Linked DNA regions of Homo sapiens: region 1 is linked to region 2. A link is an interaction called in ENCODE POLR2A ChIA-PET data of the cell type or tissue named here. Cell type or tissue: GM12878. All regions are shown on one strand. Each heading gives the region's core, and the rest is flanking DNA. Links, peaks and the distances in the headings are about the cores only.

The links. Peaks named below come from ENCODE experiments on the same cell type or tissue, not always from the same donor. Only the 100,000 strongest peaks of a DNase experiment are listed, where the experiment ranks them.
Region 1: POLR2A ChIA-PET joins it to region 2 with 5 read pairs; 2 of 35 experiments call an interaction of 5 or more read pairs at or near these places.

What each region holds. Positions count from the first base shown.
Region 1 is chr3:31,218,277-31,221,205 of GRCh38, forward strand. No RefSeq gene overlaps it. Among named protein-coding and RNA genes, the nearest start is that of MIR466, 58 kb to the left of the region's middle. In GM12878, for the core only: no CTCF peak of the experiment used is centred there; a DNase peak (open chromatin) is centred at 1,425; H3K27ac peaks cover 1,691 bases.
Region 2 is chr3:31,497,549-31,500,477 of GRCh38, forward strand. No RefSeq gene overlaps it. Among named protein-coding and RNA genes, the nearest start is that of STT3B, 34 kb to the right of the region's middle. In GM12878, for the core only: no CTCF peak of the experiment used is centred there; no DNase peak of the experiment used is centred there.

The DNA of each region.
Region 1 (2,929 bases), core at 298-2,797, 280 kb before region 2:
TGATCAAACCACATGACATCTCTAGGCCTCTTGTGTAAAATTGAAATGAGTGCCTCTCCAGCAGGGTCACTATAAGAATCAAATGAGAAACTGAAATGCAGTAGCTAACACTGCGTTAGTACGTAGTAGGTGCTCAGTAAAGATCTTGTTCCTGTCTTTTATATCAACATTACTTTCACATGCCTTAATGAGAGGTTCTTGATACTCTCTCCATGAGTTTTTTTTTGTATGCCCTGTATCCCTCCCCTGAGAGCAACTGCTTTCATTCTCCAAATCACTGTCTCATGCTAAAATCTTAAATTTATCCATGCTTTCAAAAATATACCTCTTATCAGCTGAAGAAAAATTTATACAAAACTTTTTTGTATATAACATGAAAGATGGCTTTGGGTCCACAAGTAGAAATAAACAGATTTCAAATGCATCTAGGAATAGGCATGTCAACACTTTGGCATGAATGAGTTCTAGTTACGGGCAATTTCTCTTTCCATTTGATTTGGTTATGGCTGGTGAGTAAGCTGGAAGAGACTGGTCATCTGAAAAAGCTAAAGAAGAAAATGGGGCTATGACTTGCAGTTGTGTTCATCCAATAGGAGGCTGGTCATATTTTGGAATAATTTGGCAAACATGTACAGATAGGAAATGTACTCAAAAATATTTCATGTCCTTGGGGCTGTGTGCTCTTTGGGGCCTTGCAGGCACTATGAAGATGAAGAGTTTGCCTCTTTCCTCTAGAAGAGATTTGTAAAAGCAGTGTTCACTGATAGACACAACAGCTCATAACAACAGCAGCAACAGGGTCAACTTCCACTTATTAAGGGCATAACATTTATTTGCATACCAAGGTTAACAAATCACTTTTACTTCTTTTCCATTTGGTCGTCCTGCAGCCCAAGTGAGTACTATTTTTAATTCCATTTTACAGATAAACAAGCTGAGACCAAGAGAGGTTAGACATAATGCCCCACAAGCCCTCAAATAGCAGGCAAAAGAATGAGGTCTGGATTCTCAATTCCACATTCTTTTCTCTTACCACACTCCCCTATTAATAAATAGCTTGTTTGTCTGAAGGATAAATGGAAGCTAATTTATAAATTCTCCAGCTAGCTTTTCTTGCCCCATATTGGTGTTTAGAGCCACAAAACCACACATCCACATTACATAGAGTGGTGTAGAAATAATTTTTAAATAATCACATTATTAGTCTTTGAGAAGAAAAACCTGCCATGAATAAAGAGATGATTTCACAGGGTCCAGGGTAATTGCAAGCAGCTGTGGACTTAACCATGGTAGATAATCCAGAGATAAAAGGTGCATTCTTTTGAGCAGTTGAGGCAGCCAACTTCTTTCATCAGTGCCTGTAACTTCTGCAGAAGGAAACATTCAGATCTCACCACAAAAGAGCAGACCTTCACTGGGTCATCTGTGACACAAACTGACAGTCAGGTTTTTATCAACTTCTCACCACAACATGGAGACTTTTAACCACAGATGTCCGATTCACATATAAAGCTCTCAACCCCACCAGACAAGAACCACTTTCAAATGTAATAAATAAAAGAATCACTTTCAAAATAAGAAAGTGAGGCATGGAGTACAACAAATACAAATTGAGCCAGGCACTATGCCAGGAGGGGGTCCCTGCCCTGAAGGGGAAGATAGGGCCATGGTTCTTAAGCCTGGATGTTTAATAGTGTCCCCTCAGGGCTTATTAATATCCCAACACCTAGGTCTCAATTTATTGATAATTGATTTTTCTCAAATAATTCAGAAACTCTGGGAGTAGGACCAGACATTAATATTTTTTACGTGTTTCCATTGCGCAGCCCTGCAGTTGAGAAACACAATTATAGTGGAATCCAAAGTGTTACGAATGTATTTGGTAGGATCACTTGAGACCCTGGTTGAAAATGCAGATGCATGGGCCCTGAACTATAGCTCCTGAATCAGAATTTCTAGAAAAATGAGTTGGGAATACACTATATTTTGAAGAAGAGCCCAAAGATTGTTATGACTAGAGAAGTTAGGCAAAACCTGACATTGTCTTCAAAAAATAATAATCAACAAAGTGAGAAGACAAACTATGGAATGAGTGAAAATATTTGGAAATCATCTATCTGACAAGGGGTTAATATCCAAAATATATAAAGAACTCCTACAATTCAACAACAACAACAACACAGGACAAAGGACTCGAATAGACATGTCTCCAAAGATGATATACGAATGGGCAACAAACATATGAAAAGATGCTCAACATTCTTAATCATTAGAGAAATCAAAACCACAAAGGTAGGAGATATCACTTCACACCTATTAGCATGGCTGCTGTCCAAAATCAAAAAAAGAAAGAAAAAGTAAAAAATAACAGGAAATGACAAGTGTTGGTGAGGAGGTGGAGAAATTAGAAACTTGTACACTGTTGGTAGGAACGTAAAATGGTGTGGCCACCATGGAAAACAGTATGGCGATTCCTCAAAATATTCAACATAGAATTACCATAAAACTCAGCAGTTGCACTTCTGGGTATATATCCACAAGAATTCAAAGCAGGAACTTGGAGAGATATTTGCACCTATGTTCATCACAGCATAATTCACAGTAGCCAAGAGGTGGAAGCAACCCAATTGCCACTGATAAATGAGTAGATAAGAAAATGTGGAATATACATGCAATGGAATATTATTCAACCTTTAAAAAGAAGAAAACCCTGTCACATGCCACAGCATGCATGAAGCTTAAGGACATTATGCTAGACAAAATAAGCCTGTCACGAAAAGACAAATACCATATGATTCCACTCATATGAGGTATCTAAGTTAGCAAAACTCATAGAAACAGAAAGTAGAAAGGTGGTTGCAAGAGGCTAGGAAACGGGAGATGACAGAATGGTTGTTCAATGGGTATGGAGTTTTGCTTTTGCAAGATG
Region 2 (2,929 bases), core at 242-2,741:
CCCAACACTTTGGGAGGCTGAAGTGGGTGGGTCACTTGAAGCCAGGAGTTCAAGACCAGCCTGGCCAACATGGTGAAACTCTATCTCCACTGAAATACGAAAATTAGCTGCGTGTGGTGGTGCATGCCTGTAATTCCAGCTACTTGGGAGGCTGAGGCATGAGAATTGCTTGTACCTGGGAGGCAAAGCTGGCAGTGAGACGAAATCACACCACCACACTCCAGCCTGGGTGAGAGAGTGGGATGCTGTCTCAAAAGAAAAGAAAAGAAAATACTACCAATGCAGTTTCTCATATCACACAATGGAACAAACATTAAAAATACGTTGTCCATTTTTAATAGCTGTATTAGGGTTGTAACTGATATACAGAAGAAAAAACCCTGTGCACATGTTTAATTAATACATTTTGAGTTTGGACAGGTGCAAACATCTATGATACCATCATCTTAATCAAGATATTAAACATATCCATCATCTTTAAAAGTTAAAAGAAAACACCAAAATATGCAAACATTCTGTAATCCAATTGAAGGTGAACAGTAGCAAGTTTGGTAACTGGGGAGAAAAATAAGGAATGCTTTAAGCAAGTTTTCCCCATCATTCTGAAAGGGAATGACCACCATTTTCAGCTTGTCACTGAGAAATAATGAAGATTTTGGACAGCTTTCTATTTCTTCTTGGACCTTATTTTCATAATGTAAATAGATTTGTTATTTGATTCGAAATATTGTAGTTTTCCTCAGTGTAAAACAAACCCGTAATTTAATAGAAGTCTCAAAATTCATTTAAAGCCTAATAGACACTATTTATGAAAGTGTGTTGTTAGATTTTTATTTCCTTCAAATGTCAAAGAACTGAAGTTGCCGGGCACAGTGGCTCACGCCTGTAATCCCAGCACTTTGGGAAGCCAAGGGGTGGGGGTGGGGGGTGGATCACCTGAGGTCAGGAGTTCGAGACCAGCCTGACCAACATGGAGAAACCCCATATCTACTAAAAATACAAAATTAGTCCGGCATGGTGGCACATGCCTGTAATCCCAGCTACTCGGAAGGCTGAGGCAGAAGAATCACTTGAACCCGGGAGGCAGAGGTTGCAGTGAGCCGAGATTGCGCCACTGCACTCCAGCCTGGGCAACAAGAGCAAAACTCCATCTCAAAAAAAAAAAAAAAAAAAAAAAAGAAGAACTGAAATGTGGTCAGTGTACCTCAATTTGTAAAAGTAATAAAGATAGCATTTTTGAGATTCTTTTTCCCCAGTAGATCATTTTTTTCCTACACCTTTTTCTCTCCAAGAAGCATGGCAGTTCTAAGCTTGTTACTTCAGAAAAGGGACAAGCCTTGATGGAAATCTGAAACAACGTTTTCTGGCTTGGGTTTCCAAAATCCTTGGCCACGCTGAGGGATGAGGAGATGACAGATGGAGACCATCTTCAGCACAGGCAGAAATATGGTAGAGAAATTCCAGGGCTGAGAATAAGGGAGGAGTCGGGGAAGGCCGTTGTGTAGCCTGGGGTTTCCCTCACAGTTAGAAGATTCGTCTTGGCTGGATAAGAGGGAGAAATCTAGGAGACAAATTAAGTATTTATAAAACAGTTCTGTAAAGTGTGGCCTGTAGGCTTTTTCCTGGTAAGAGCCCCCAGGAGACAGCAAAACCTCAGATAGATTTGTCGGGTCAAGGGATGGGTCCCTGATCTCTGCTTTTCATGTGGATGGAACTGTCTAGGAATGTGGCACAGACTACACAATGACCATGCTCCATGCAGAAACCCAGGGAGAGTCATAAGCAGCTAGGCAGGCAGAACTTTGGTCATCCCTGGCCCTAGTGAGCTCACTATCGCACAGAAGCAGTTGGATGATTCTCATGCTCCAAAATACGATTCCTAAAGCAAGCCATTGACGTAACATCTCAGAGGTTATTTGCATGGATTGACTCCTGGGACAAAAGGACCAAAAACACTCTTCTGTGGATATCTGTGCAGATAGATGACCCAAAGATCAGATGCTACCCAGATGTGTTTTGATAATACATAAGCCCCTAGGATTTAGATACAATCTTGAAAGAAACTGAGACAGATAATTCTGAATTAAATGAGGTAAAGTTTCAGGCACTCAGCTGATTGGAGGCTCAAAATAGAATTAAGTTGCATTATAGAAAAATAAAGTTAAATTTCAAACACTTGAATTTCTAAACTGAGATAGGCATCCACTAAGTAAATATGTAGGAAAACACAAGAAACAATTTCAGCAGACCCCCTAAAAGGCCATTCAATGCCATTCAGTATTATGAGAGGTTTTTAAGATTTTTCAGCAAGTATTCCCTTTTTCTTGCCCACCTCTTTTGGAGCTAGTATATTTCTCCTGCCTCATTGATGTGGGACATGAATAATGGAATGTTGGAGGACATGACGCAAATAGAGGCAGAGGCATTTAAAAATATTGTTGCCCATTTTGGCTTGATCTATTATGCTTTTGGTCTTCATAATGAAAAGAACATGCCCCAGATACCACTTGTTCATGACTGAGGAGATGCACAAAGCAGACCAGAATTCAACACATAACACAAAGCAGAATCATTCCTCCTGACCCCCAGTCCATGAATAAGAAATAAATGTTTGTCATTATAAGCTGAGACTTTGGGTTGTTGTTATAGATCTTATTACAGTAATAACTGGCTAATACCTATGAAAAACTGTAGCACTAGGAGATCAGCAGCTGCTCTAATGATGCAACCAAATCTTGAGTGCTTATGTGCTCCGAAGTATGTGTTCCCTGATTCCTTCTTTAACATTCTGCCATTATGTTTGGAGTGCGTATCGATGGTATTCTCTACCCAGAATTTCTCTCCCTTCTTTGGTGGAAGTGTACTCTCTTTCTCTTGGAAATCTGTTCTTTGTCTCCCTTGCAAACCGTGTAGTTCTACTGAAGACTGA